2 separate regions of the Mus musculus genome follow, and region 2 is linked to region 1. A link is a loop called in an ENCODE intact Hi-C map of the cell type or tissue named here. Cell type or tissue: left cerebral cortex. All regions are shown on one strand. Each heading gives the region's core, and the rest is flanking DNA. Links, peaks and the distances in the headings are about the cores only. Region 1 overlaps Unc13b (unc-13 homolog B). Region 2 overlaps Unc13b (unc-13 homolog B).

What was found. Peaks named below come from ENCODE experiments on the same cell type or tissue, not always from the same donor. Only the 100,000 strongest peaks of a DNase experiment are listed, where the experiment ranks them.
Region 2: it touches region 1 in a loop (5-fold over the local background); 1 of 42 quality-filtered maps calls a loop at or near these places.

What each region holds. Positions count from the first base shown.
Region 1 is chr4:43,236,763-43,252,817 of GRCm38, reverse strand. Unc13b (unc-13 homolog B) reads right to left here. Exons shown (of 40, transcript NM_001384106.1): 16 at 15,671-15,898; 17 at 14,980-15,121; 18 at 13,352-13,521; 19 at 12,857-12,972; 20 at 12,430-12,593; 21 at 11,661-11,811; 22 at 9,515-9,583; 23 at 8,027-8,116; 24 at 7,222-7,350; 25 at 3,237-3,361; 26 at 2,516-2,601. Among named protein-coding and RNA genes, the nearest start is that of Atp8b5, 22 kb to the left of the region's middle. In left cerebral cortex, for the core only: a CTCF peak has its summit at 8,569 (motif pointing right); a DNase peak (open chromatin) is centred at 8,575.
Region 2 is chr4:43,174,217-43,190,271 of GRCm38, reverse strand. It overlaps Unc13b (unc-13 homolog B), which reads right to left. Exons shown (of 40, transcript NM_001384106.1): 9 at 11,938-16,055; 10 at 9,630-9,944; 11 at 7,413-7,503. Among named protein-coding and RNA genes, the nearest start is that of Gm25010, 19 kb to the left of the region's middle. In left cerebral cortex, for the core only: no CTCF peak of the experiment used is centred there; DNase peaks (open chromatin) are centred at 7,371 and 7,560; H3K27ac peaks cover 1,444 bases.

The sequences.
Region 1 (16,055 bases), core at 6,230-11,229:
CTGCCTAGGCTATCCAAGGCCTCCTAGGATACACAAGACCTTCGGTTTCATCCTCAGTACTGTTCCTACTCCATCCCCCCAAATCATCAGTGCCCACCCATTTTACCTACAAAATGCCCCTGGAATCTATTTCTTTCTAGGTACACTATTACCTGCTAGGTATATCAGCACCACTGTATTTAGCCTATACTAGACTTAGCCACTAGACTGGCTATTCCCTTCCAATCTACTCTCCATAGCATATGATAAATCTGATTTCTCTATGATAAATCTGATTATATCAATCTCCTGCTCAAGATGTGAGGGGCTTCCACCTGCCTGATGGAGTCCAGAAACCTATACATTGTCACCTATGATCTAGCCCTTTACAACCTCATCTCCCACTGACTATTTTCCCTGTCCTCTGTAGTGAGAGAAATTGTGAACTGCTGTTTTGCTCCCACCTCTCAAAGGAAAATACATGCTGGGCCAGCGGCACCCAGTGTTCTTAGTTTCCTTTGCTGCTGTTATTACTGTCTCTGAAGAGACAATGTCTCTGAAGTAACAATGTCCTCTCATGTTTTCTTTGGCTTTTCCTTTGCAGATCTGAGGTTTCACAAACCCCATTACATGGTTCTCTTTTATGTTCTCAGCACCCTATATTCATTCTTTTTGTGGCATTTAGAACTTTGTATTGTAACCACCAATTTATAAATCTGTTTTCTAGACTGGCCTATGAGCTTCTCAAGAGTCAAGGCTCTGCCTTACTCATCTTAATGAGTATTCAGCAAGGAGCATAGTGCCTGGCAGAAAGAAAATACTCAATAAATGGAGAGTAGGGATGAGGTTTACTGCAAAGAAGCAGGAGGGAACTTTCTCCTTCATATTTTAAGTGGGAGGATAATTACATAGCAGCATTTGTCAATCACTAAATTGCCCAGGAATGACCTGGAACTCAATAAGTATCCTAGGCTGGCCTTGAATTCACCACCCTCGTGCTCCAACCTCCTCTCTACCATCCCTAGTTAAGGGCAGTATTGTCAACATTTCTTCTACCATCAGGATCAATACTGTCCTCTTTTTCCTTCATATTCTAGAATCAGCAGTTCTTGTTCTAGTCTCTCACCAAGCATCTATCACAGCCCATTCTTCCATCTCCCTGCTATAGTACAGCTTCTCCTTCATTCTTACATTAGCATAGCTTTTCATTGTGTGCACTCCCTTCCCTTTGCTACCCCTATCTTTTAAAGAGGTAAAAAAATTTAAATCTCCACATGTGTGGCACAGCAGATTAATGGTTCCTTCTTGTTCCTAGTAGTTGAGCTTTCCTCAGAGCTGAGGACATTTGCTAGCTGTGCTTTCTATCGTCCAGTTACCTTATCAGCTCAGGAAATGGATGACACAGCTACTCCTAGTGCATAGACGAGAAAACGGGAACTCACAACATTAAATGGCTGGAAAGAGCAAGCTGACTTTGCTCGTACGAGGTAAAAGGCCTGAAGCCTAACAAGTGGGTGAATAACTCCGCCTTACACTACCCATCTTGTGAGTTGGTTTATTTTTCAGAGGTGTTTACTTTTTCTGTTAAGCCCACCACAATTGTTCATTGAGAACTGACACCAAACTTCCCATCAGGTTTGGTGAGTGCTGTCTCACCAAGGCAGGGATGTCAGGCAAAACCTGTATAAATGTGTGTATTACATTGCCCAAAGTAAGCAAGACTCAGCCACTGCTCGGAGGCTGACTTACATAATGTAAATCCACATGTGGTCTGGCTATAACAACTTAGCACAGACCTTCAAAGTGTCTTTGAACCTCAAGAATTCTGATTCTAAACCTCACAGGCTTAAGAGTCTGAGAGTGATCCATGTCTTCCCTCCACCCAAGTGGAGCACAGACTTTGCCCTGAGCTTGTCCCATGTGCCTCCTTTTCCTTCAGACCCACTTTCCAAGACTGAGGAGCTACACTAACATATATAGCAGATGGAACAGCGGCTAGACTGGTGCGCAGACGGGTATAGACATAGACGGAGAGGGATATCTTTGTGAGGGTGAGAAATGGAAAACAGAATAAGCTGAATGAACAAAGTGAAGAGAATTATCTGGCTCTGCTCTATGGGCTGAGGGAAGTAGCCTTCTGAGCAGGTTTCAAAGAAAGCCAGGCCAGAAATATAAGAAAATAATGACATCTCTAAGTATTTAAGCTTCTCTTGTTCTTCAAACTTTAAAGATAACTCTTGGAAGCAAGCCACTATTCAGAAACCCTTCACCATGGGTAAAGCTGCTTTCTGGGCTGGAAAGGCCCTGCATAGGTACTTGTTATAAAGCTAGAAGGAGAAACCCACACCTGCACACCCACTGTCCTTACATGGCTCCTTAGGCTACAGCTTTGTCTGTCCTATGCCTCCCATAGCTTACCTGCCTCCATGGCTAGAAGCCCTCTACTTGCTTACTATACTGTTTACCAAGAACTTGAAGTTGTGTGGTAAAGGAAAGAAAGAGCTTATGAGGTAGATGGAGTCTGGCAGACCCTTACCCTCCAGTGCATATTTCATGTCTTGAGCAAACAGATGCCACATCACTTCTGCACTGACTTTTCCTACGTTCAACTCCTGAGGAAACCTGAGAGATGGAAAAAAACATGGTAAACATCAAGGCAAGAGCTATTTGGTTTTATTTATCCCAAGGTACCTAGTTCTCACAAGACATAATGAAGAGGAGTTGAGTCCTAGGGAACAGGACTAGACTGAGTCTGGAGAAAAGGGGCCCAGGGACTAATGGGAGAATAAATGACGGAGAGGGGGACCATATTAGCTAAGATGAACCCAAAGGACAGAATGCCCAGAAGGTACAGACAAGGCATTGAATCCCTGAGGAGGGTTGAGGCTGAAGGACAGGCTCAGGATAGATAAGCTGCAGGAGAAAGAGCAGGGGTGGGCCTTAAGAGGCCAGCTTTTTTTCATTGTGGACGGGCACATGCACACACAGTCTCTGGGTCCCCTGGGGCTCCCCTAACAGTTACAGTCCCAGAAGCCTTTCTCTCTGGGGAGGCTATCCCATCCTGTATAGGGCCCCCCCTTATGTTTCCACACCTGTCTCCAGAAACAGTTACCCAGACAGATACAAGGGACAGAGGGACAGATGGACGGACAGTTGGAAGAGGTGGCACTGCAAACATACAGAGATAGGAAAGAGAGAGACTGTTAGATGGACAGACCAATCCCCAACCAGACAGAGCCAAGTAGGGTGATACTCACTGGCTCAGAACAGGTGTGTAGGAATTCTTATCCTCCTCTATGATCGAAACAATGAGTGTGATAAGTTTGGGCCAGAAATCCAAGTTCCGAATGCTGGGCCCTGGTTCCTCTAGAGGTTGTTCCTGCTTCGTGTTCAGGGGAGGGGTGGGGCATGGAGAAAGGGAGCTAGTCACAACAGTACTGAAAAGACTCTTCCTTTTTCTTTTTCCTCTACCATGCCTGCTACTTTAAAGTTAGGGATACTTCCTTTTCTGGCACACGACTTCTAAATGACTGCCTCAGCTCCATAAGAGGGGTGACTACTGGGAGACCCTTCAACCACTGAGAATTGCTATCCTCAGCTCTGGGGCTCTCTTCTGGTATGCTTGGACAATCTAAGAGATATAAAGGCACTTGTGATTCTTCTCTTAGTCACTATGGACATGTGACTCTGGCTGAAATGAGCATCCTCTAGCCTCACTAACACGTCTGTTTCTGTAAGATCCGCCCACCCCCAGGCAACCTTCCTTTTCCAGATGTCCCTGTTTAAATCCACATTTCACACAGCACACACAGACATCCTAATTCTAAGAAGCTCCTTCAAGCTGAGCAGGACAAACCCTGTGTGCAGTTTGACCTAATTTTCAGTGGGGCCAGTCTTCTTTGGATCCCTTGAAGGCTATTGCTGGCTGGAAGAAATGCACCTGGAAAGCTATTTGCCAATCCAAAGAAGATGATTTGCTTAGGAGACAAAGGAATATAACAATGAGTCTCAGGAAAAGAATAGTCACTCATATTCAGATCCCAGGCAAAGACAATTTATGATTACTACAGAGACTGGAATGCACATTCTTTCTCACGGGAGCAGAGGCAAGTGTGGAACTTTTATGTGAATACTACATGTTACTACAGTTTCCAAAATCCCCTAACGAGCCTGAAGTCAGCAGAGACCAGGACTGAATCCATATGTCATTGACTTGACCTTAGTGTCACTTATATGCACCTTTTTCTTTTAGTTTTTCTGCCACTAGCCCAGCAAAGACTCATTCAAAAGACACCCTAGGCCTTTGAACTGCAGTCCACTATATACATCCTCCAGTGAGCTACCAGTGATTTCTCTGTACGGGAATCTCAGAGCTCTTCCATGGTCCTCAGTTAAGTTAGACTCCTTCATTGGACACAATGGTCGTTAGGCTGCTCCCTTCCTCTCCACTCCACATCGTGCCAGTTCTCTTGTGTTGCACTGCATCATGCTTACTCTGGCGCCTGGCAGCTGCTAACAGCTTTGCACACACTATCTCATTTCATCTGCTTGGCGATTCTTGAGCACAAGTTGCTAGTTTCTCACGCTCTGGATGAGGAGACAAAAGCACAGTGAGCTTCTGTGACCTGCCCTCTGTCCTAGAGCTAAGACCTGACCTCACAGCGGGTGAGCTCCGAAGTCTGAGGTTACAAAGACCTGAGTAAAACTGCTCAGGCCTTCTGAGATTAACATGTGCATGAATAATTCTGTGCCTCCAATACTCTATTTCCCTCCCTCTTCCCTTCAGCTCCTTTCTTGATATCAGTTCTAGGCCTTCCTCAAAATCCAGCTAGACTTTCTGCAAAGTTGTCTCTGGCACTCCTGGCTTGGTTAGATGACCCCCCCCCCCAGGCTCCCAGAACAGTCTATGAATTTCTGGTATTAGCATATCAGATATCTAAAACTATAATAAAATATAATAAAACAACAAAAATAACGACAAATGCAGTAATTTGCCCTCATTTCTACCAAACCAGAATCTCTCCCAAGGCTGTGTAAAACTGTGTTTCACTTGACTTTGCGTTCTAATTCTCCATGTGTTCAATGAATAGGTGGGCAAATGAGCTCTGCCTGAGGACTCGTAGAGGAAATAAGAACTAATGGAAAAATAGGAGTTTTTGTTTGTTGATATGCAACTGAACAGAAACTCCACGAGTTTACTCGAGTGCATACATTGTCTCATGGAAATAAGATTCAGAGAAAGTAGAAAAGTAGATAGAAAATAAAGAGACTAAAGCCAAGTCCCTGGAGCATTTGCAGCCTTGTTCAGAGCTTTGTTCATTATTATGCTGGAGCAGAGAGATCAAATATTAAAACATCTGCATGGTTGAAAGATTAGAGCTGAGAACAGTATCTTTCACTAGCCAAAGAGAATACATAAATGAGTGATAGAGAAACCCAGAATATACCACAAGCTAAACAAAGGCCCCAGAAAAACCTCCCATGGAGACCAGAACCAGTGGAAGGTTTATAAAACCTTTAAATGCGGAAGCCTAAGTATATGGCTGGCATAAAAAGAACATTTAGAATGAGAGAAGGCAGCATGAAGAAAAGATCTTAGACTAGTGGTTCTCAACTTTCCTAACACTATATTAGACCCTTTAATATAGTTCCTCATGTGTGATGACCCCAACCATAGAATTATTTTCATTGCTACTTCATAATTGTAATTTTGCTCTTATTAACCATAATGTTAATATTTGTGCTTTCTGGTGATCTTAGAGGACTCCTATGAAAAGGTTGTCTACCTCCAAAAGAGTCATGACCCACAGGTTGAGAACCACTGTCTTAGATCTTTACTAAGGTCCTCCAAGGAAGCATTACAGCTTGGATATATTCACTAAAAGATGGGTGTTCAATAGATTTCCATCATTTTGGTCCTATTGCCTTATCACCCTTCTTTTATGTTCCCATTGTTGAACCAAGAATGAATTCTTCCTCCTTGGAATCTCTTCACTCTTATGCCTTTCTCAAAATACTTTTAAAAGCCCACACTGGGTGAATATACATGCATGTGTGTGTGAGACTGGGGAGTCCTTCAGGGAGCACTTAAGACTTCTCTCAGACCTGGCTTGGAACATTTTATATACATATACATTCATACATACAGATATACATACACACATATGTATACTTGTTGGATTGTGTGTGTTTGCTGCACTAAAGGAAAGTGAATCTGCAAAAGCATAAGTTAGCAAGACATAGCTGTAATTGAGTTATTGGAACTAAAAAGAAGTCCTGCCGGTCAGTGGTAACGCACACCTTAAATCCCAGTACTTGGGAGGCAGAGGCAGGAGGATTTCTGAGTTCGAGGCCAGCCTGGTCTACAGAGTGAGTTCCAAGACAGTCAGGGCTACACAGAGAAACCCTGTCTCAAAAAAACCAAAAAAAAAAAAAAAAAAAGTCCTGGCTTTTAAATGGTTGGCAGAAGAGTTATATAGTTGGAAGAATCCAGATAGATGGGACTGGAGAAGTGGCTCAGCCAGTAAAGATATCTTTCACCAAGTCTGATGACCTGAGTTCAATCCCTGAGACTAACATTCTAAAAAGAGAGAACCAATTCCTACAGGTATTCTTTCTCCTCCATGTATGTATGTGCACACACATCCATAAACCACAACATAATCAAACAAATGTAATCATTTGTTTAAAGAAAAATGAACTAAGTTTCCAAGCATTGAGTTAGAATCTAACCTAGAACAGATAAAGTAGCTCAGATTCACAGACAGCTAGGCTCAGCCTCGAGAGTCGATCAGTGAATACGACTGATTTTGGTCTCAGAAGACCATGAACTGAAGAATGAGTCACCACAGGGAAAAGTTAAAACTTCATGCCAGGAGCTCAAAGCCAAATATAGTCTCAGGGGAAGGCAGTGCAGAACTTACATGGTCCAAACACATCTGATCAAAATTAACCTTGAGATAGTAAAGGTAAAAGAAAGAGGCTGGGATGGCCTGAGAATTCCACACAAATCGAACCACCAAACTGCTCAAAGCAAAATTTATCACAGCCATTTTCTGTTCAGGTCAAATATGCATGTGTTGTTTTATAGAAAAGCCTTTTGTCAAAGTCAACTGCTTGCTCATCCTGGAGAACATCAAGGACTTTGTTTTGAGCTCCTTTCCACCATGAATTTCGAGTAAAGGAAAACTGAGGCTCCCAAGAGCTGCTGTCAGCTGGCCTCACTAACGCCAAACCTCTTACCAGCTGATACTGGTGACTGTAGAGGTCATGGCAGTTGTTGAAGATGTATTCATATGTAGAGTTCAAGCAGGCTTTCACACAGTCCTTTACCACCTGGCTGGCTCTTGGAGGGCTCTGAAGTTCTTGCACCTGCCAGTTAACAGAAGAAATATGGGTGGGGGTTCTGCGCACCTAGGTGAGATATCCACCCATCATCCCTGCAAATCTACTCCAGATTCATTTCACTTTTCCAAGTCCTCAAACTTGCCCAGTGTTATGGTTTGAATGAAAAATGTCTCCCATAGGTTCATGTTTTAAGAATTTAGAGGTACTGTTTGGAGAGGCTGTAGAACCTCTGGGACATGGTGTTAAGTTATCACAGATCACTAGGAGCAGGCCTTTGAGGGTTAGTGTGCCCCAGCTCCCTGTTCTACTCTCTGCTTCCTGATCCACCAAGATGTGAGAAGTAAAAGAAGCCAGTCCCCCCCTGTCCTGGACTAAGCCCCTTTGCTGTTCATTCCCTCCGTGCCACAATGAACTATATCCCGAGAACTGGGATCTAAAGGAAACCTCCTGCCCTTTGAGTTGTGGCTGTAGGGTATCCTGTCACAGTGATGAGAAAACTCATGAACACTGGCAGCAGGTTAGCGGCTGAGGAGAACTTCTAGGCCTTCCTCACTGATCTACGGATTACATATCTCCTAGAAGTAACCCAGGGGACAGCTATGTTTGGAAATGGAAACTGTTGCCTCAGACTGTCCAACGACTCTTACTCTCCAGGTGTCTATGACCAAGTCCAGCACTGACCAGCTCTGTCCACCTTTACCTTCATCCTGAAGAAAGTAATGCTGGTCAGCAAATCCACTGTAGACTTTAAATCCTGAAGCCGCTCAGGGCTCCCAGCAGGAAAGTTATTCTGTTACAAATCAAACAAATGTGAAGAAAGGAACAGAACACAAAACCTTCACTGCCAAAAGTAATGAAACCAAAATTTCCCTAGCTGCTGCCCACTGGGATTTTCTGTCGCCGAGCCACCTATATTACTGGGTTCATTTTTTAGTACCTACTGAACCAGGCAGGTCCTTACCTACTACCAAGATGAGTACTTCACATCTCAGAAAGCCATACTTCTTCCCCGAACCTGCCTCCCATGAATGTGTGAGCATTTATTCAGATAAACATAGATACAGTCAGTCCCTGCCATGCACTCTCTCTCTACCTCTGTCCCTCCTTAAATGAAGCTTCTTACACACAGTAAGTACTTCAGAAGCTAGAATCTAACTGTATATCATGGATACAGATGAAGACACACTATAGACCACATAGATCCAGAACTGTACTTTCAGTCAACGCTGCTCTTCTATGCTCTGGAGCCAGCAGATGGCAGAGTTCTGAGCACAATCTCTGAAGTGAATTCCGTAAGACTTCCCTGCATGTCATAAATTATTCTCTTTGACATAAATTTTAGGAGGAAGCTGCTGTGGAGAGATGAAGGGAAAGTCTGAGCTATTCTCCACTCCATCAGTTTTAAGCCTACAGATGGCTACTGGTGCCAAAAATAATATGTAGTTATTCCTCCATTATTCACAAATGGAGGATAAGTAAACAAAGCCTCACTTTGTTAATTTGGAGGCTGCTCTAAGGTGTGTGGATTGCCTGCTCTGGAGAGGAGTGACACTTTAAGTGACAAAGGCCATGTAAGATCTAACTTAGAAGAGGCTGAGAAGCTGACCACTGTTTCATCCTGAGCCATCCCAGGTACCCACACTCCTACATCCATTTCCTCCTGTACCAGAAAAAGATAGAACACCTAACACACTGTACTTGTTCAAGACAGTCTACTCTTTGTTCCACTAGCCAAAGATCATACCTCTCTTGGGAACTGAGGAGAGAGAGAGAGAGATAGACAGAGAGAGAGAGAGAGAGACAGACAGACAGACAGACAGACAGACAGACAGAGAAGAGGGGGGAGGGAGGGAGGAGGGAGGAAGGGAGGGAGGGAGGGAGGGAGATGAATATGGCTAAGTAATATTTGTAAGGGAAGTTCTGGCAAAACCTATGTTATTATGAAGTTGGATCGGATGATAAGAAGGAGTTGGAAAGCCACCTGCCCACTAAAAGCAGCTGTACCCGCTACTTGTACACTGCAGTGAGATCAGAAGAACCACGGGTGTCAATGGCATTGCCCATCCGAGTGGGTATAAAGACACAGAGCAGTTCCCGTGCCTTTCATCTTACTGCTAAGCTGTGCCCACGTCCTCCAGATTGAGTTTGAGGTTACTCATTACTTTTCCCACATCATGTCTTCACTTACCCTGTATGTAGAGAGGTCTATCCTCAGTGAGTTGTGTAGCTGGTCCAGCAGTTTTACAAATCTTTCTTTCTGAGGGTGAGAAAGAAATAATAGAAAGAAAGAGAAGCAATCTGTTTCTGAGCCCCCTCGATTACAGTAGAAACAGAACTACTACAGACAAATCAATATAAAGGAAAATAGATGAGGTGAACCCTGTTAAAATCTTTTAGCAGCACTGTCTTGAACCAGGAACCCTTTCATACTGGCATGTCTCTGGGGGAAAGCAATCTCCTTCTAAATGCATGATGTGACCAGTGATTGCATCTCTCTCTCTCATCTTAGTCAGCAAAAGGAAATCCAAACACTTTCTCCAACCTGTTACTTGGGGCAATTTTTTTTTTTTTTTTTGAGCTTTAAGTAAAACATTTATTGATGGTCAGAAGCTTTAATCGTCTGCACAGATTCTTCATGCCCTATCTAAAAGATGATCAACCCCCCAAGGCACTAGAGAGCATAGTAAGAAATAAGTGACATGACTCAAGAAAGCTGGGAGACAGGTGTCCCTGAGCACTGACTGCCCTGTGAGTCCGAGGCCCCACCTACAGAGCAGGTCCAGTGAACAAAGGATGTAGGGCTAGGAGGGACCTCATCCTGAGAGCCTTGTAATGCTTTGCTCTTCCCAACCCTAGCAGCAGAGTCTGGGGAGGCCTAAGGTGAGGGTCATCTAGCTGAGTTATCCTAGGTCTGACAAGCCCAAAATGGCTCACAAGGAAGAGAGGTCTGGAACTGTCAGGGTTAGGTGATGTGGGACTGAGAGGCTGCAGAGGCCAAGTATGGTCTTCAAAAGTTGCTTAGAGCCATAGCCCTCAATGTCCCTCAGGAGCCTGTCTAGCTTCCTTTCAGGTAGTAAGTACCTTGGAAGGGCTGGGGACAGACAGCCCACAACCAAACCCTTAAATGAGCAGCTGTTAGCACAAAGTGGGGCTGGGGAGCCAGGCACACACATGGACAGGAGCAGTGCACACACATAACACCTGCTTCCAGCTACCTACATTTTGCCATCATGGCCTCAATCAAAGACACTTCCAAGCTCTGAAGCTCTGTCCCCTAAGGACACTTTCCCTGCATATACTAAAATATTCTGGGTCTTTCTCATTACATCACAGGCCCTTGCCTTTCCCCCAAGCCCCACTCTCCCACATCTGCATTCAGCAAAGTAAGTCCGTGTCCAGTCAAAGTCTCTCTAGCTTGGGGCCTGTGGGGAGGGGATGGATAGAGACTGGGCCTCTACCTCTTCTCTGTCACCCTGGTGCCAAGGAGCCTCTTGGGTTTCTCTGTGTAGCCCTGGATGCCCTAGAACTCATTCTATAAACCTCGAAGAGCTGGGATCAAAGCTGTGCACCACTACTACCCTGCTGTTCTGGGGCATTCTTAACAGCTTTATAGCCAGAGTCTAGCAGTGATAATGGGAGAAAAAATAGTGATGCATTTGAAAAATGGTCAGAAAGACACAAGAAGTCTATCTTTAACCAAGTTCCCTGTACTTTTTCTTAGTGTATATTTTAATATTAAAATATATAAATATATACTAATTTAATAGTTTTCAAAGAAAAAGTATCATTAAATATGGAATCACATGCCTGTAGGCTGTTAGCACATTTCCAGAATTCATTACATTGCATACATTAATAGATACTGATTAAATAAATACATAATGGGACTTGATTGGATTAATCAATTACATTAACACATCCACAGAAAAACTCTATTAACAACAAAACCATTATGAGTTCCAAAAATCAGGGATCACAGATACACAGACTGTGAGGATTACATAAGATTACTGATGTAATTTTATGCCTACAGAAAAAAACTTTCATGAGGGGTCATTTCATCCTGTTTATCCTGAATTTATGTCAGGTAACATTCTGAGTAATGACTATAAGCATTGTGATTCAATTGTGGTGGGCCCACAGCACAGTGTCTTCTAAAGCATAGCAGAGTCTGAGGATAGTCTGTTAGTCATCTCATCTAGAAGGAAAAAGGCTGTCTTTCAAGGTAGCAACTATCTGAGAATTAGGCACATCAGCCAACTCTACACAACTGGCCAGAAAACAACAAACCATCAACTGACAGCATTTGGATACACGTATTTCATCACACTCACACCAAAGTTGGAGGCTGCAAAACGATCAGATGCAGAGACGTTAGTGGAGGCAGTTGTGTGAGCATAATAGGCATTGATGTTGGCCAGTAAGGTGCTCATCACGGCTGGTACACCAGGACACATGTACTTGGATGACAAACATGCAAAGTGCCTGAAAAACAGAATCCTCATTCTCAAAGACTCTTCACAGACTGTAGCAGTAGCCAAGTAGGAACCCAATTAAAGTTTATGGAAGTGCAGCCAGGTCAGCTAACTAACTCCCTCTGCTTATGCAGAATGGAGTCCTGTGTGCATTGCTATGGCAACATCACCAATTGACACTTCTCCCAGTAGGCAAGAATTTCTTTTATAGGAGTGCTGGTAGATTCCATAGAGAAATATTTTCCCTACAGTTTAGTGAACTTGCTGACTCTCAGGGTAATCTAGGTCAGCTTGTTAGTTATGCACATAGGTACATAGGCAAAAACATGTTGTATATGCTTAGGTCTGTGATGTCTGGTCCTGTGTCTTTGTATATCTACTTATCCCTTTTTCCTTTCCTAACCATGATCTTGATGGGTAAGGAGGCATTCCTGAGATGCTGGCAATATAGTCCTTTTCTAATGTATGCTTCTTTGCCTTGGGGCATAGACACTCTACCTAGCTCAAAGAGAAAAAGTATGAAATCATTGCACTTCATGGCTACTAAGCACCTGTCTACTATGTCCTGTGCCTTTGTTACCCACCCAAAGTATTAGTAGCTACTTCCCAGGACCCCAGGGAGCCTCACGTCATGGCCTGATAAATGGACTCGATGCCATAGCGCATAGCGAATTCATCCACAATTTCTTGGGCTGTCTCATCAAAGTACACCTTCCATGCATCGTCCCCCCGAGCCTCTGGGATCCAGACTCCTCCACTGCCCTGAATGTCTGTGAGGTAATGGAAAAGGTTCTGCAGAACACAGAGCAGAGAGAAAGGTGGGTTACAAGCACATCATAACTGAAAATTGCAGTAGAAAATTTTCTGTCATGTCACTGCTCAGTTCTTCCAGGGAAAGAAAAGAATGGTCTGGTCCCTCAGAGTACCCAGAATAGCACAGTGAGCCAAGAATAAACAAAACAAATGGTCCTAGATCTCCAGACACTTGCCATCCTTACTTACGGTCAGCAGCCCACCCCTGCTTTCCAACCCTCCACTCACAAAGTGTTGCTCACCTCATGGAGACATGTATATTGTACATGGTATGGGGCTACCTTCTCCTCCCCCTTGATCTCCACACTGATTTGAAGTCGGATAGCCCCTGAGACAGCTGACTTGTCTGTTCTCTTCTCTACAAAGGAAAAGAGACTTGGGATTCAGAGCAATGCAACTATCTACAGATGGTTAATCCAAGGGGGGAAATGGCACCAAGCCAAGTGGCCACATATTCTCCAAACAACCCTGAACTAAGTGGGAGGACAGGAGTGGTCAGGGCCTTACAGGGATAAGGGGTTAGGATGGAGACTAGAAGATCTGAAACTTGAGGGATGTCCAAGCTAGAATGTGTTTTAGCCATTGCCATTCTGTTTTCCACCCCACCAATTTCAGCACTAAAGGCAAGACAGGTCTGTACAGGGATATGTGATCTGAAGGTTGGTAATTTAGCAGATTTCTAGATAGCTCCGGATGGTCTCCAATCACAGTAACACTTTATGGTTCAGTTTCCTCACCCAGATTGTACCAGACATCCATCTCTCCACTCAGCGTTCGAACTTCAATGATAGTTTGGCCAAGGAAATCATCTGACTCTCGCTTTAGCCGCTGCTTTACTCTGGACTTGATGTCATCATCCTCATCCCACACGCGTACCTTAATTCGATCAGAAGAGTTGTGGCACTCACTGTGGAAGAGGCGCGTGGAAGATTAGGTTAGGCAGACAGACCTAGCAGCATCACTAGCACCGCCAATGTCCACCCCAAAGGGCCACCAAGGGGCTACCAATTCCAAGTGAATTAAGGCTTTCAGTCCTTAGGGACGGGAAGGAAGTGAGTGGTTATGGTACATTCTGGCTTCTCATGCAGCTAACTATATCAGCAATTCCCACTGAACGATACTCCAGGGCTCCAGAAAGAACTGCCAGTTCCCTCCCCAGAGTCCTAGACATGAACCCATAAGGTGCTACATGACTGGTAGGTCATATCTGCTTAGATTTCTAACTTCCTCATGTACCTAACTCTGTGCTTACGAACTTCTATCCTTCTTTACTGAATGGCTCTCTCTTCTGTGGTGTTTTTGCTTTGGGGAAGGGAAGAAGGTCTCCCATCTTGCTCTCCTCCCCAGCGGTTGTTTTCTGGACCTTGGTCCCTCGCCCTGAATCAGTACTAAGCAGATTGTGCTTCTTGTTCCCCTGTTCCTATGTGTTCCCACATCCAAGACATTTCCACTAAGATGCTACACACAACGACCCTTCTCCTGGAAACAATAGGTAAGTCAACCATGAGCTGCTGGAGGACAGACACTGACTGTCACTCATTCCTGGGTGAACAGCACCTGGGTGAACAGCACCTGGTCAAGCCTCTTGCAGAGGATAGGAACTGAGTGAATTGTTCATCCATAATGATAAGAGATGATGATCATAACCACTTCATTTACAAATGGTCATATGAAAGCCGTCACCAGGAACTATTCAGATTCTCAGACAAATGGGTGCTTCCCTCATTAACTGCTACCTGGACTGGAGAGTAATTTTACTGTACCCCAATCCTTTTCCATGTGAGTGCCCGGGGAGTCAACAGAACCTGTTCTCTATTACAGCCATTCTGCTCAGCAGATTCAGAGCCAAAGTCTTGATCTTACACCTTGGGAGTAGGGATGTGAGACAAAGCCATCTGGCAACTCCAGACTTTCATCCAAGTTCTAGGCGTTAGTGAAACAGCCAAAAGAAAGAAAGGCGAGGAAAAGGAAATGGAGGAATATGCTGGGACAGGAAAAAAAAGAAAAACACTTCCAGACCCAAGATTTCCATCTTCAAGCCATAATTATCCAATTATAGGCCAAGAGCATTCTTGTCTCAATCCTGAGAAATTCTAAAACTTGCAAGGCAGGCTAGGAAGCCTGCATGGTGGTAGGGAGATCTTTTCCAATGCTAGAAAAAGCACTGGCCATAAACGGACCTCATTAATACAGTATCTGGGTAAATTACTGTAAGAAGAAACCCAAAGAAAGTATGCCTGTTGCCCAGTGAAGCATGTGAGAATCTCCAATCTTTGTTCAGTATCAAGTGGGTTGTAATACCACTGCTAAAATATGCATATTTCTAGAAAGGTCAGTCAGGTGTGCCCACCCCCCTGTGACTTACAAATGGAACTTCTCTTCCCAAACAGGATTCAAATTTCCAAAAATGGTCTTGGTGCGCTTCTTGGTTTTCCCAACTTGCACAGTCACATAAGGGTCACTGGATCCTGTCTTGTCTTTGGCTTGTAGGCCCTGGGCACAAACCACTGCAGCCCAAGCATAAATCAAAAGGTTTAGGGCACATGTCAGAGTTAAATCAGAAGCCCCCATGGGGCTAATCACAGCCTCTGCCACTTAAAGATGTCTTCCTATGCATGCGCAGCAAACCTAACCTCACGTCTCTGTATCTACCCTTAGCTCCAGGCTACCAGCCTCTTCCTCAAAGCTTAGCCCAAGAATCCCATCCCTGTCACCTTTCTGACTCATAACTGCATCACTGACCCTCTAATGTGCACATGCTTCGGCCCCACACATTTTACCCACAAGCCACTGGTGACTGATTCCTGGTCTCCTCCCACCCCCAGCTTTTAACTGAGTGTACACTATCAGGCTGTTAGGATGTCCCTGTATTATGGTTCATATTGTTTGCAAGTACTTGCCTCTTGTAGCACCTAGTCTAAATGAGGACGGGTGAAGAATGACAGGAGTCCTCTTTCTCTCAGTTGCAGCTTCTCTCTCAACCCCTTGACATGCTTCCTCTCAAGCTCTGCCCGCTGCCCAGGTCTCCCTAAGCTCTCACACCTTAGCTTCCTTACCCGTGATGGTAATTTTGGCTGACCACTTGGAGGTGCCATCCAGGACACTCTGCTTTACTGTTTTCATCTGCTGCACATGCGCAACTTTGCTCACTGTGAACACATCCCGGATAACCTCAAAGATCTCTGGTTTATTCCGTTCTCGGATCTTCATACGGTCCTTCATGGCCATGATAATGTTCTGAGTTCGGTCCTCAGCTCCATGCTTAGAGCTCTTTTCAGCAGCCCCTAAAGGATGGCCCAGAAAGTAGAACTAAGCAATAGCTCACCTCCTAGACCAAGGTCAAGCTGAGGCAGAGTGTCGGGGAAGAAGCATGGACAATGGGAGAAGCTTAAGGATACTATGATCTCTCTGTGGGGCCACGGCCAGCCCAGAGGAGTTGAG
Region 2 (16,055 bases), core at 4,875-9,874, 61 kb after region 1:
CATCAGATCCCCTTGGACTAAAATTACAACTATGAGCTGCCACGCGGATGTTAGGAATCAATTCAGGTCCTTTGAAAGAGCAGTCAGTGCTCTCACCACTGAGCCATCTCTCCAGCCCTGGTTAATGATTTTTAAGTGATACCAGTATTGGACTGTTATCTTTCAGTGATCTGAAACAGAAAAGAAACTAGTAATCTTCATCAAAGGGCCAAGATTGAGATAATGGAAGTTAAGATGGGCAGCCATAATCAGTGAATCCTGAAGTATCAGATTACACAATGTGTTTTCCTACTGCTCCTAAGCCTAAGAGGTAGGGTCCCAAGGGCCTGCTTATCTTTGAGGCTCATCATTGTCTCCTCATGGGACAACCTTTCTAGAACTTCAATTATGAGATAAGAAGGAAGCTTCGACATTTGAAGTTTGGAAGGAAGTGACAAGTGGAAAGAGAACCTTGCAGGAGACAACCAATTTGTTCTTTTGTTTTAGTGCCTGGCCTGGTAACTTAGGCTAGCCTGCTGCAGTCTTCCATCTCCTCTGACAGCTCCAGTTAAGTGTGGGCCTTCTGATCTATCTGTTCACTCCTGTCCCTGATTCCCAAGGCTTGCCTTCCTCAGCATGGCCTGTCTGCATGTCTTCTCCTGTACTGTCCCTTCCACCTGGAACACCCACCCACTTGCTGCCACCGCAGTCTCTGTTTCTAGAGCGAAAAGTCTCACCTCCTCCTCCAGATTCTTCTGCAACGAAACCAAATAAGGTACAGATCCTTACCATCCACCCACACGGCCAACAGTGCCGCTCTGTCAGCATCAGCAATGTCATCACACTTATTAAGTTCAGATGTCCAGGTAATCAAAGGACACAAGCATGACCCTTAATAATCAAGTCCTTAAGTCTCTGACAATTTTATAGGAATGGAGGAAGTACAGCTGGCTTTCTATGGTAGTACCCCCAAATTTGTTTAATGCCATAACAGCTCAGTATTAACTACTCAAACATATGAGGAATACTCAGATCACAAAAACTGAGAAATGTAAATTTTAAAAGTCAGATACCATTCTTTGGTCAAACTGGCAAAAAATGTTAATATTCAAAGTCAGTCTAGCATATTCAGGCACTCAAAGCACAAATTCTTCAACAAAGAAATATTCCTAGTTCATCCATTTTATTTGAAGAAAATAAAGATAAGTTTAAAAATAAACAGAAATGAAAATAAATCTTTATCCTCTCCTCCCCCCCCCCAAAAAAAAAATCTGGGTAGGTGACATTAGTGCACGCCTTTAATCCCAGCACTCGGGAAGCAGAGGCAGGCAGATCTCTGAGTTCGGAGGCCAGCCTGGTCTATAGAATGAGCTCCAGGACAGCCAAGGCTACACAGAGAAGCCTTGTCTCAAGAGACAAAACAAAACAAAAAACAATAACAAAAACAGATTTCTATGACAATATTACTAAAACCTTATTCATGACAAAGTAGATAAGGAACAGTCATAATTACTAACCCGGAATAAAGCTTACAAAAACTGAGAAAAAAAAACCTACTCATATCATAATCTTATATATAATACTGTAATAAATCAGTAAACTTAAATACATTTAAATATGTATCATAAAAGAAAGCTTGGTAGATTTGAATGGTTAATATTTTGTTGTTACTAACTTTAGGGGCTGAACTTGGAAAATAGGATGAAATAGACGCACACTGTGATGGTTTGAATGAGATTGCCCCCATCCACAGGCTCATATTTAAACACTAGGCCCCCGACTGACTGGTCGTGCTGTTTGAGGGACATTATAGGACTTTTAGGAGGGGAGCTTTGCTGGAAGAAGTGCACCACTGGCGAAGGGCTTTGTGAGTTTTTAGCCTCTCCCCTATGCCAGCGTGCTCTCTGTTTCCTGTGTGCCCGAGACATGACTGTCAGCTTCCTGCTCCCATCATCATGCCTTCCTCGACTGCTATCTAGCCCTTTGGCACCAAAACATAGGCAAAATAAACTCTTCCTTAAATTGCCTTTGGTTATAGTATCTTATCACAATATAAATGTAATTTATACATGAAGGCATCTGTGGAAAAAAAGGCATTTCTAGCTTGTGAAATAACCACAAGTGATTTGCTAGACATTCTATAGAAGGCAGCATCACACATAAATAGCCCTGATGGTCCAGGACCTGACCCAAAGGTTCTTTTCTCTCTTTTTTTAAGGAAGGCATAACAGCAAATAATAACCCCATAATGTCATGGTGAGTGCCAACTCTAAACAGGCTCTCACACACAGTCTGGAGACTTTCTCCCAACACCTCACACCTGGCTGCATCTTAAAACTCACGGTTGAAAGCTAGCTAGAGGAATTCAGAGAAAATTCCAGGTACAAGAAACACCAAGTGCAAAGTCTCTGAGAATTTTGAGAAAATAAAATATTTCATGTTTTACAAGTATCAACTAATGCTTCCCAAACTTCTTTTTGTTAAGGAACTGGTTTTTTATCCCCAGTGTGATGGCCTGGTAGATTTGGTTTACACCCTGTTCAGTGAGACAGAGCCTGGGTGTGCATGATGTCATGGCAATTCAAACTGCCTCTGAAGGCTTGCTTTCAATTTTGGTACTTATTTCATCAAAGACTAGAAACAAACAGTTTTCAGGCTGTGTTGGTCCATGACTCACACTTCGAACTGTGTAGAGCTGGACCAGAAGGAATTTATTCTATCATGGAGACAATGCGAGCCACTGAAGTATGTTCTTTCCTGATAATCCTTTCTAAAGTCATGGCCTTCCTGGATAATTCACAATGCTAAGAGAAAGACACTATTGTTCTGTCTATTATCTGGATTAGAAAAACAAAGTTCCTTAAAATACTTGTATATCCTCACAATGATATACTGAGAAAAGATTGGCAATTCAAGTAACAAAGAGTTAATTTCCCTAAAACATAAAAAAAGCTCAGTTAATAAGAAAAAATACTCAATAGAAATTAGTCACACAAAATAATTTCTAATTAGTTTTCCTATTTAAGAAAAGTGTTCAATTTTACTAGCAAGAAACATAAATTTAAACAACTAAGAGACTTCCATCTAAAAGAATATCAAAATGCCAAAACATTGACAAATCACCATATTTATTGGTGGGTTAGGAAAGAAAAGCACCTCCTAGCATTCCTAGCAGGGACTTAGCAGCCAGCATGCCCTATGGAAGGCACAGACCCTTTTGTGTGGTCATCAAAGCCACTTACACACATCCTCATGCTGCTCCCTCAGTCAGGGAGGATGGCTGAGGGCTTCTGGGGCAGCAAATATAAGTGTGAGTGGCATGTGTGAGTGAAGGCAGATCTGCACGGCCATTTGCTACAGGCTCATTTAATCCTCATCTTTGCTTTCTCTTTACCATGTGACTGGCAATGTTCTCACTGCTGGCTGTTTCCATCAACCCAGATTACAGAAGACATCTTAAAGCAGACCTCTGTCATTCATATAAGTTACTGAAGAGTAACAATATGGTAATGTATATTGAAATTACAGAAGTGCACACATGCATATGAAATGGCCAGCATAAAAGGTTTCTCATTTCTAGCATGGCTTCTTACTCAAAGGAAACAGCAAGAGCACTAACATGTGCAGTGCTGTCACACGGGGGAATATTATGTATCTGTAACAAATCTTAGAGCTAATAAGTACGAGGATCTCCCAGTAGAGACGCAAAGGTTGGTCTTGTGTGTATACTATTCTGTTGGAACACAGTCTAAGAATGGAATCATGCAAGGGGAAATTTGAGTGCTTGCCAGAAAAGTCCAAGAAAACAAGAGTATTGTGACCTCAGTTTCTTTAAAAACACAGAACTGTTCTTGAAGTGTGCTATTGTGACCCTCCCGGGTAGGGCGGGAGAGGAGTATGTTTCCTTTCGGCTGTTGTTATTCACATTCCTCTATAGAAAAGCATGGTTTTACCATGTGCAGCTTGTCCTTGTGATTGTATTCAGCTTGAACTCATGAGAGCTTTACTCATTCTTTTTAACCCTCAGAGTACAAACTGCCTGAAGCTCTGAATGAAGTTGGCTTCGCCTCAGACTCAGTGCACTTCATTGCACCACACACACAAGGTTCACATTGCCTTTAGAGTGGCAAACACTATACCACCTTTTATATGAAAGAAAAAGTACAATGTATATCTATATTTGATTTTATGCTACATAAAGAGCCACCCATGATAAATAACAAACTAGCAAAAATTAAGTGTCTTCAGCAGAGGGTAAAGGGGCAACACAGGCTGAACTTTGGCAATTTAGGGGGAAAACTCTTGGTTCTGCATGCATTCTGTCTTACAATCTCAACTGCTCTGTCAACAGAGCTCATCCTGAGCATAAACTGACACCTTTAAGCTCTGGTTCATCTTCTCCTTTTGGCCAGCCGTCTCTCTGTGTTAAGGACACTACACTATGGTTTTCCTGTTCAATTAAATGGTGATTGCCCTTAATTTAGGATAAACCATACCCTTTCTCCAGACAACTGCAAGTTTCACTTTTTGGATGATTTTTAATTGGTTTTATTGGGAGGGGTATATTTTGATCAATCATCTCTTTAAAGTCATAACCAATTGTACTCTGACCAACACATTCTTCTTATTGTCACTCTGAGTTTCCCTTTTACAGGGAGATGATTGTACTTTATAGTAGAATTCCAAGACTTTCACTTTAAAAACACTTAAATAAAAAGCGCTGTGACACTGACTCTCTAGGTGCCAGTTTAAATGTTTGCTTTCCTCTTGTCAGACAGTCCAGATTGATAGACTCCCAGTGTGTGACTTCCTGGACGTTATTCATTTTAGATTATAGATACATACAATTATATGAACATATTACAACATGTAAATGAAAATGTGAAAAGCATAACAAATTATCAGCTGACATCTAAGAATATTAATATTAATGATTAAAAAAACATTTTTTAAGACAGACATTGTTAAATATACTCACAATCGCAACACACAGAAGGGTGATAGAGGAAGAGGGTGTAACTAGTCTGGCCCCTGGAGAAAGAACTTGATTCCAGGAACCCAATTGTTTAAAAATTTAAATTTATATTTTGCAAACTGGCTGTAATAGCACATTACATAATCCCAGTATTCTCCCAGGGCTTAAACAGAAAGGTTGAAAGTTTGAGTACATAGGGAACTCCAAGCTAGCAAAGGCTACAATAGTGAGACACTGACTTAAAAACAATCCACAAAGCTGTGTGTGTGTGTGAAGATTAATCAGAATAATTTATCAAGATAAATGATAATAATAGTATACTAAAACTGGTGCACCAACGGGCCTATGAGTCTTAGTGGATTACATTAATAGGTGAAAAGGATACTTTTCTTATACTGGAACACACACTGCACTGTGGAAAGGACGGCGGGAACAAAGTTAGCATCTGCAACTTACCACCACAAGTGGTAGCTCCAGACACACATCACCACTTGTAGGTACAGATCTGAAGAGGAACACGTATCAAGTCTCAGAGGCTCTCACTACAAAAGAAAGGGCTGACAGCGGAGCAACCTGGCTGATACAACTGAACCAAATATGAAGGCCACTGTCAACTATGGCAGGACAGGTTCGTACTTCCCGAGACAGGTACTTCTTTTGTAATTCCTATCAAGTGAGTGTGGCCTGAACCTAACATAAGGACACAGAGTGGGTCCATGCTACAAAAGGAAAGCTTTCATCATTTGAAACTGTGAGGATAACAAAGACTGAGAACTGCTCCGACTGAAGGAGACATAAGAGACTCCAATTAAGGCAGCCATTAGATTCTGGATCAGAAGAGAAAGAGACCTTGTAGGGAGCAGCTGGCAAATCTGCATGGCATCCGAATACGAGAACTATTACTGGTGTTTTCTTGATAGTGTGATTAAGATTACTTAGAGGAGTGGCCTTATTTTTAGGGGAGGACACAGACATTAGGAGTGGCAGACTCTCTTGTCTACAACCCAACTGATTCTTAAAGAGAGTGGCCACAATAGAGGGAGACAACAAGACAGGTGTGAAGGGGGGAGAGAGGCAGCAGCTGATGAAGGGTACAGAGTTATAGGACTGTACAAAAACTTTCCTTGGGTTTCAGGCTAGTCTTTAAAGGGTGCATGTACACATGTGAGCATGCCTGAGTTTTTAATATCTGCCAAGTTTTACACTAGTGACTGCTACCGCCATCATTTAAAAACAACCCTCCTGCCTAAAGACTGCCTGTCTTCAGATGCAGATAAGGACACATTTTGCTAAGGGAAACTTTTAACACTAAAAGGGAAAATAAATTATTTTTGTTCTTATGAGTTTTATGTTAATTTGATGAAAACAAATTTATCTGGAAGGAGACACCCCAACTAGGGAAATGCCTCTATCACAATGTCCACAGGGTATTTTCTTGGTTAATGATAGCCATTGGAAGGCCCAGCTCACTAGGAGCAAAGCTACCCATAGGCCGGTGGTTCTGGGCTGTATGAGGAAGGTAGCTCACCAAGGCATGGGGAGCAGGCCAGTCAGCAGCATTCCCCCATAGCTTCTGCCTGGGGTCCTGCCGTAGGTTCCTGCCCTGTCTTTATTAAATACTATAAACCGTAAGGGAAACAAACCTATTCCTCCCAAGTTGCTTGTGGAACTACATCATCTATTCTTACATTTTTCCCTCTTTCTCTCTCCTTCTCTGTCCCCCTCTCCATCTCTCTTACCCTCACCACCCCATGTGTATTTCTGTGTGTGTGTCATGCGTGTGCAGGTCCATGGAGGCCAAAGGAAGTCAGGCACCTTGCTCCTCTATCACTCTGCCTAATTCTATGACAGGGTTTTTCACAAAGTCTGAAAATGGAATGGTGACCAGCAAGCCCCCATCATCCTCCTGTCTCTACTTCCTTTGACAATACTGGGGCTCCAGGGGCATGCAGCCATGCCCAGCTTTTTACATGGGTGCTAAGAACCAAACCCAGATCTTCACGCTTGCACAGAAAGTACCTGAGCCCACTGAGCCATCTCTCTGGTACCCTCATGGACAGTCTTAATGTGTCCATGTTTGGGGCCTTAAAGCAGGAGCCAAATTTTCCCATAAAAACGTCTGTACCTTATTTCCAGCCCTATAAACTAGCCAATAAAGAATACAACGAATTACCTAAGAGGCCTTGTTCCCTACCTTAACACTGCACCAAAGAAATGGTAGTAGAGAAAATAAGCATTTAACCCTACCTTCAAGCTCCCACCTACTAGGCCTATTTGATTTTCATCAAGCAGCTAAGGCCACCTCCCATCTCTTCAGGCCCTCGCTTAATTGCCATGCATTCCCAGAAGCACGCTGCAAGAAGATGACTAATTACTGACAGCTTCTTCAGCACCATATGTCTCCCAAACTTTTCAAAGAAAAAAACTGTCCCAACCATTATTGGAACAAATTTCCTACCTCCTGCAGTTGGAGTCGGACCTTGGTAACCGCTCGGAACCAGTGTGCTCTGGCCTGGGTAAATGGCGATGATGCGGTCTCCTCAGGAAGACTTGAAACAGAGAAGAGCATTTCTTGTAAACAGCAGAGACAACAAAGTGACAATGCTCAGGCAGGACTGCCATGTCTAAAATAAAACAGTCTGTGCTCATGCCTACACTTGGCTAGTGATTCAGGCCACAAAACAGTGGAGCTCTGAACAATTATTTTGAAAACAATTCCTGTCTAAAATAACAACTCCTTACATCTTTCCACTCCCCCTTCCTTCTCCTTTTCTCATGTACCCACATGAGATAGCTCAGACACTGAGGTGATAAAAGCAGCAGCAGCAGCCAGGGCCTGGGTCAGCATCAAGTGCAGAAGTCACAGATCGAGTGAAGTGAGCATGCACCCCCTCCCTGCTAGAGACCACCAGCCTCCCCTGGGATTTGCATAGCTTCATTAAGAAAAAAGTTTGTTCTGTAAACCCTTTCCTGTTCCACTGTTTTGGAAGACCTTCCAATGCTGAGACTCCATCTAAGGTTGACTAGGGGAGGATAGCCCTTTCATGTCATCACTGTGTACGTTGAGCTGCCTCAGGGACAGCCTGTGTGAAATGAACAGTAAATATAACCAAGTACCTCAGAGGCAGGAACTCTATGTTACAGTAGGCCATCGGCTAGATTTTCAGCTGGAATAGTGCTTAGTACCAGATAATACTTTCCTTCCTCCTTATAGCTTATAGTCAAGGTAGCAGACAAATGTCTACTGCCTGCACATGCAAAAATTATGCCAGGCTCTGTTGGCATCTAATTGTTCCAAAACATTTGTAGGCACTTTTAGCCAAGGTACTCTGGCTAAGAATTTGGCTACCTTTTGGCCTAATGGAGATAAACAAGTACTCATGTGAAGTACTTCACCTCTGTGCCAAAAGCTCAGCCCTGACAACATTGATGTCAGGTTCAAGGTCCATAAAGAAGCAGCTGCTGGTGGACCACAACCCAGTAAGAGCCTGGTCTGGACCTTAGTCTCCTGGGCCTCTCAACTATTAACTGAACTACAACAGATGACTAAAAAACAAGAATGGAGCTAGGCATTAGGAGGTGGGTATTGTAGCACATGCCTATAATCTTAGCAATCAGGGGGTTAAGTTACAAATCTGGAGCCAGCCTGAGCTACAACAGAAGACCATGAAAAGAAGAGAACGTGACTTTTCAATAGTCTTCAGGAAGCTGTATGATTCGTCCAGTCACTGCACTCACTGTCCTGGTCTGAGGTCTGTGATGAGATGTAGATGTCAGAAAGCTAAGCCGTGCTCTTATTTTCCACCCTAGTGGTTTTCAACTGGGCACAGGGCAGGGTTTGTGCTTAGGAATATCTGACAATGTCTAGAGAGCTTTGGTTGTCCCCCTGGTCATGGCTAGTGCCATCTACTGTAGGCCAGAGAGTCTAACAAGTGCCCTAAAATGAACAGTAGTCTTCCATAATGATTATTTGTCCTAAAAATGTCAACAATAGCTGAGTGGACTGCTATGCCCAACCTCTCAGCTGTTTTACACAGGTTAGCTCAATGGTATAGAAGAACACTCAAATTCTATACTAAACTTTATTACACGACCACTTTTAGTTCTTTTTGATGCTATATTTAGAGAGGATCTCACTGTGTAGCTCAGGTTGGTCTTAAGCTCCTGACCCTTCTGCTTCAGCTTCCAGAGTAATGAATTACAGGTGTACACCACACTTGGCCGAAAGATACATTATAAAATGTTCTTCTTATGGATAAAAAAATGCCAAACACACTGTCAAGCCATGTACAGTATAGCAGCTGTATTAAGTCTGGCTAATTCTGTTCTAATTTCCCTCAGACAGGTTAAAATAAAACCAAACATAAATGTTCACAAAAGAAATTAAAGGATCCCTAAGCAAAGGAAACCACTGAAAAAAACCCTGTGGGGCTCAGGCCCAGTTTCAGACTCAGAGATCTGTGTGGTCAAGACTGCATGTTCAAGAACTCCTGGTGTGCCTGTACCTCAGTAACACAAGTCCCTCAAACATCTTGGAAATTAAACAAAAATCAAAGGATGTACCAACTTGACCACTGTTGCTGTACCTGCCCCCCAGCTGCAAGAAAAATAAGTGAAAAGTGTTTGTATTCAATAAGAGATATAACAGGTTGCATGTGAGCTAGCTATCACCTACCTCTCCTGGGGTCCTAGGACATGGTCCTTATGCAGCACCAGATCTGAAGGAGGGTGGATTGTAGCATCATCTCTCATCTCCTTGGATTCACCTGTTTTCTCTTTTTCTGATTCACATGTCACTTCCAAGGCTTTCTCTTGTTCTCCCAAACCAGCCTGGCCATCTTTGGAGAGGCTGCCATAGCTATGACTAGAATGAATGGAGTCCCTCTCCCGACCATCATCATCTTGCTCATGATACTGGTCCAGCTCACTCAGCAGAGAGCTTCCTTGACTCACATTACAGGAGGAGCCATACCTACTACTGCTGGTAGGGCTGCGAGAGTGAAAAGAAAACAAATTAGTAAATAAACACAAACCAAGGACAGGAACACAAATATAGACATACCTGGGAACTAATAATTGCATGGGACAAGAATAATCATACACAGGAGGATCCTAGGAAGCGAGGACAAACATTTCAATCTAGAAAACTTGGTCTAGTCAACCACAAAAGGAAAAAGGACAACATGCTAAGCCTCTGTCACCACTGAACCTCGGGCCTGACTTCAGAAACTATTTTACCTAATTCCTTCCTGTCAGAACAATGAAGAAACTGGCCTTTTGCATATTTACAAACTTCTTTACTCAGTTTCTTCTACAGAAACTTTTCCAGTGGCTGTGATTAAAGTTTTCCAAATTCCACATAGTGAAGAAAATGAGCCTCACCCTTCTACTCTTTAGTAAAGAGAAGTCCGTATTGCTTCCTCTATAGTTACAAATGTGTGTGCCTGTGCCTTAGCAAAGCAGAAAGACATGTTCCTTCAGTCTACAGGGTAAAGTATGGAAGTCACTAGATGAAGACCAGGATTAAGAAATTCTGCAGAGGAATTCCACAGGTTTCAGGAACACAAATGCAATAGTGATACCCTTAGAGGCATGGGAAATATCCCCAAGATATATCTACCCATTGTAGCTGAGTTTCTCTCAGATCAAGGCTCAGTTATGCATAAAGTGAATTAAGTCCAACTCCTCTGGATTGGGATGAAAAGTTATTTCTGTATATGATGTGAGGCCAGTTCAGCCCTCCCTCAGTCACCTGAATTCCCATGCACAGAAAGAAATGTTCCCAGCTGTGAGAGCTAGCAGTTGTAGCAGAGAGGAACTGTGATAGTGGCAGGGAAGGCAGAGTGATAATAGTATCAAGGTACCCCTGGAATCCTGAAGCTCATCTTCTAAAGGATTCAGTTTTATGAACCTGGAAGGAGTTGGTGGTGAGCTATTAATCCTCATTTCCTTTTCTTAATAGCAGGTATCCTTCTGGAAAGCTTTTATGCAAAGAGAGTTGGTTTTGTTTTGTTTTGGCCAAAGTCTAGTCTTTAACTTAAGGTCTTATATTTACCTTTGGACAGATTAAGAGAGAGCATTGTTGTTATCTGAAGAGATAACTCTAAATTACGTGCTATTTTCAGGCTGATTTCTGATTCTTCAGTACATATTAGCAGAACATGTATCAAGTCAATGTCTGAGTAGCTCTAATGTGGTCTCTCTCTCTTCACTATTCTAAGTAGATCTATGTTTGGGCCAGAGGTCAAAGTAGCATTCTTAAACTATCCTGTGTAGTTTCTATAATCAGGGGCAGTAATAACAACCTTTACAGATAGACCTTGTTCAACGCTCCAGATGAAAGAACAGCAGCAAAAGAACTTCAGCTTTGAGTAAAGTATCATGGCAACCCAGCTTATCCTTTGTTATAGCTGTTCAGTCCAGAGCACTGTGAGAGTCTGTATTAGAGACCCTTGAAGAAGTCTTACAAATCCATGTGGAACAGGATGTAGAATACAGATGATCTTAAGTCATTCTTTGCAATTTGTATTTTACTTTACAGCCTCACAGCCACTGGGGAGACATCTTAGAAGACTTGGAAAACCACAGCAAACTACAATTATTCCCATCTACTATACTACAAGTGTCTAAGACCTAAGAAAGCATTCTGATTATATACTTAGAATTAATAGATAGCCCTTAAATACTTGTTGCCTTCTCTTGTCTTCCCTTCTCCAGAACAAACCAGCCTATGTAAATATTCTTTTCTTTATGCTAGATGTTCCTTGTCCACTAAATGAACTCTACTTGACATTAGAAAAGGGAGAGTGTGAAAATACCCATACTTTTGTTTTTGTCATTTAGCCCCTAATTAACATGAAGCTCAGATGCTAGGAAAGACATGGGATGGACTGAAGCAAGCTATGACAATCTACTACTAATCAATTGCATCATAAATGGTCAATTCCTGAAAACCATTTATGATGCCTGAGTGGAGAACCGGCCTTTTGTTGGTTACTGTTTCCTTGGTATCCTCTGGAATGACTAGCTGCCCCACATTCAAAATAGAGCTAGTGCTAGCAGACATCTCTTCTTGCTTTGCTGGCTGAGCACAGTGTTCTTCCTTGTGTTTCTCTGAAGGACGAGCAGATCCAGACAGGTTGCTGTCTTCACCCCAGTGTTCTTCAGGTGCTGAAAATTCCAGCTGCCTTTCCACTTCACCAGACTTTGAAAGCTCCTGAGCACAGTCACTTGGCTTGGCCACCAACTGTTCTGTGGTCCCAGAGGGCAGCGTACAGATGTTAGCTGACTTAGGACTACCACTAGGTACTTGAGAAGACTCTGAAATTTTGTTAGCCTTGCTGATGATAAGGTCCTGATCATCACTAACAACCAAAACCGGAGATGACTTTGCAGGCATCTGCTCTGGGTCTCCTTTATTCTCTTTTGACCATGGAAAAGAAAGATCCAGTTTCTTTCCAAAAACCAGTTTTGGATCATTTCCTAGGATAACTCCTTTCCCCTCACTAGCTCCTTCAAAGAGAGTAGACAACTTCTTAAAGCCTGACATTAAGCCAGTCTCTGCTGCCATGTTACCAGAGGAGCTAGAGGGGTTAAAGATTGAACTCAGTGTTTTCCCATGGTCAGGAGTGGATGGGAAGTGAAGCTTTGGCCAACTAGCCATATTTGGGATCTCAAAACGAGGTCTTGTCTGCTCTGTTTCCTGGGGGGCTACAGGTGGATCTTTTGGGGCATGATGTATACTAGAACTTTCTTTGAGACAAAGCACAGGTTCCTCTTGCAAAGGACAGGAATGATATCCTTGTGTTTCTAGTGTGGTATTCTCACTGGCTCCTGCCTCATCAAACAGTGAAATACTAGTTTCTACAGAAGTAGTTACAAGCCCAAAGTACTCCTGATTTGTGCTGGCCGTCAGAAGCTCTGGCTCTGGCTCTGGCTCTGGCTCTGGCTCTGGCTCTGGCTCTGGCTCTGGCTCTGGCTCTGGCTCTGGCTCTGGCTCTGGCTCGAGTTCAAGAAGTGGTTGGCTTGAAGGGGGAAGCTCTTCAGCAATACAGGCAGGATCTGACTGTAGCTGTGTTGGAAGAAGAATGTGCTCTGCTTCCAGTGAGGCCTCTGTGTCTGTGCCCTGCAAAAGCCCCATGTCTCCTTCATCACTCAAAGATAATATTCCTTGTCCCATATCATCCTCTGAGACAGAAGACGTAGTAGCAAGTACTTCAAAACATGGGGGTTCTGAAATACTTTCAGAAATATTTTTCTCCATTTCAGGTATTAGTTTAGGGTCATCTGTCAATGGATCTGATTCTGACTTTGCATCAACCACAGTTATGCTACAGGCACTGAGAGCAGACTCTGAATTGAGTCCTGCACAGGCAGCTTCTCCAGGCAAGCTTTTTGGAAGAATTGATCCTACAGGGTCTCTGGAAGAACCACTCTGAAAGCATGAAGTACTCACAGATGGTTCTTGCTTATTTGTTTCTGGTTTGGGACTTCTGAAAATTCCAAACAGCTCAGTTTTGAGGGGCTGAGATGATGCAGCAGAGGAAAACGAAAAAAAGGAATTTTTCTTTGGAGATTTAGGAGTAGAAAAAAATCCAGAAAAAGTCTTCGGCTGTTCAATTAAGGACCCAGAAAAGGATTTTACTTTGGTCACAAACCCTGAAATCATTTCTACTTTGGAGCCTAATACTGATCTGTCTTCTAATTTATCTGCATCTTGGTTCTGTAGAAGCCCTGTATGCCCTGGGTCTGGAGAAGCAGGTAAATCCAGGATCTGTGTTGAAAGACTGTCAGAGCCATGTTCCAAAGGCAAGTTCAATAAGCCAGTGGTAAATCTTTCATTTTGGTGTTCAGTACAAACATCTAGATCATTGAGCTTCTCATTCAAACCATTGTCACGAGAAAGAGACTCAGCTGCTGAGTCCCTGGAGGAGGTTTCCTGGTGGAAAACCCCTTCTTCCTGAGGAGCTACCCCCAGGGCTTGTTCCTGAAATTCTGGTAAAAGAGGAGCAACACTGGCTGGCAACTGATTCACCTGAAAATCAAAAGCAGTTGCTCCTTCTGCTCCTCCTTTACTGGAACTCATTTTTTCCTGGGTTTTCTCTATATGGAGCTTGTCTACAAGGGAGGTAGTAAGCTCAGTGGTGCTGTTAGTGGATACACCAGGAGCCATCTGCTCTTCATAAACTACTTGGTGGACTATGCTTTCTTTATGAGCGGTAGAATCTTCCTTTGTCATAACATCTCCTGTGTCTACAGAAACTACTGGCCTCCTACAAGGCTGGGCAGTTACTGGAGCAATAGCTGAGAGGCTTTGCTTCTCCTCAGAAGACTGCTGCTTCTCCTCCAAAAAGGACAAGTTAAACAAACTGAAAGCAGAGCTGCTGCGAGAGGCATCCTTCTTGGTGCTTAAGCTAGCTGTGGAGAAAAAGGAAGGAAGAGTGAACAGCCCTTCTGCTTGAGATCTGGCCCTTGGGAGAGCTGCAGAGGCTTTGTTCTCAGATTTTTCAGATCCAGTTAAGAAAGAAAATATATTCCTTCTGGATGGCAATTCTTGCTGGGATGCAGGTGTAGCAGTTGAAAATTTCCATTCTTGGTTAGGAAAATTATCTTGTTCATTTGTATTTCTTCTACTCAGAGCATCAAAAGACTTATTATTTCTTGGAACTTCAGTTCCTGTAGATACGGCACCAGTTCCTTTTGAAGAGTCTCTGGGAGACTCTTTGGAACCACCTGTTGAGACAGGTGGACTTGTTGATTGCTGTACCTGGTGATCTCTGACAGGTACCTCTTTTTCATTCAAACCATTACTCTGCATCTCCCTGGTTAATGGTTCTCTCAGCCCATTGTCATCAATGGTGGTCTGTTTGGTCAGACTTCTAATTCTAACCTTCTTTTTTGAGGGGACTGGTAATGGAGGAAAATTTCCTGTATCCTGATGCGCTAGATGTAAAGGGTTAGGACTTGACCTTCTTTCATCCTCATCAGTCACTAAAGAAACAGACTTATTTTCAGTTGTCTGCATGAGACACACATTGGTTTTAAAGAAATCGCCAAGGGTTCCAAAAAAATTTGCAACACCAGAAGATTCCTTCTTTTCCTGAGATGAAATCTTTCCACCTTTATCACCAATCTTTTCCAAGTCTGGTGATTCTTCCTTATTCACCCGGGTTTTAAAGAGGTTCAAAATTCCAGATGCTGGTTTCTCACTTGTTACTGTACTTACTGATGATCCTTCTTCCCAACCAAAGAGTTTCAGTGCACTTGTAAGCAAAGTTTTGTCAGATTCTTTGGAAAACTGGTCTTGCAGAAGTTCACAATTCTTATGTTCATCTTTACTAAGCTGTGGTGCAAGAGGATCTACAATGGACTTTGCTGTAATAATTTTAACATCTTCTACATCTGTCTTAGCTTTAAGAGTTGTTTGGCTTACTTGAAAGCCAGCTTTTAATAAACTTTCTTTATCCATGTGATCATTTTTATGTAAAGAGAATTCTTGCTTTATACTGTCAGTAAACTCTGGTTGCTGAACACTGTATACCATCTGCCTCTCCAAATCCTCAGGATGACTTTCGTCCTCCTTTATGGAGTGACATGATAATTGCTTACTCAAGATTAATGAGTGAAGACTATCATGTATGGGTTCAGATAACTCTGATTGCTGATCTGTTTTCTGTATGACCAAACCATCTACAGAATCACTCTTGTCAAAATTCAAACTACTTCTAATCAGGGTGCCCAAAATAGAAAACACAGGTGTCAGTTTGTTCACTGGTGGGGTTTCTTCTTTTTGTAAACTTTCAGTCATACTCTCGGGATGAATTAAAGAGGAAGGTTCGTCAGAAGATGACTGATGGAAATGGAACCTGGAAAGGTGAGCTGATGACTTTTTAGGCAAAGTCCAGTTCATCTCTCTCTGTATAACTGTGCCTCCATTTAAGGTATGATTGCTCATAGTTCCAGGCTTGTTTCTAAGATCCAATATACACTCAAGATCTTCTGAACAATAGGGTCTCCCTATGAAAGATCTAAAATCTCTTTTAAACTTTTGAGAATTATAGCCTGAAAAATCTAATGGCTTATCCCTTTGGTCAAAACTTGA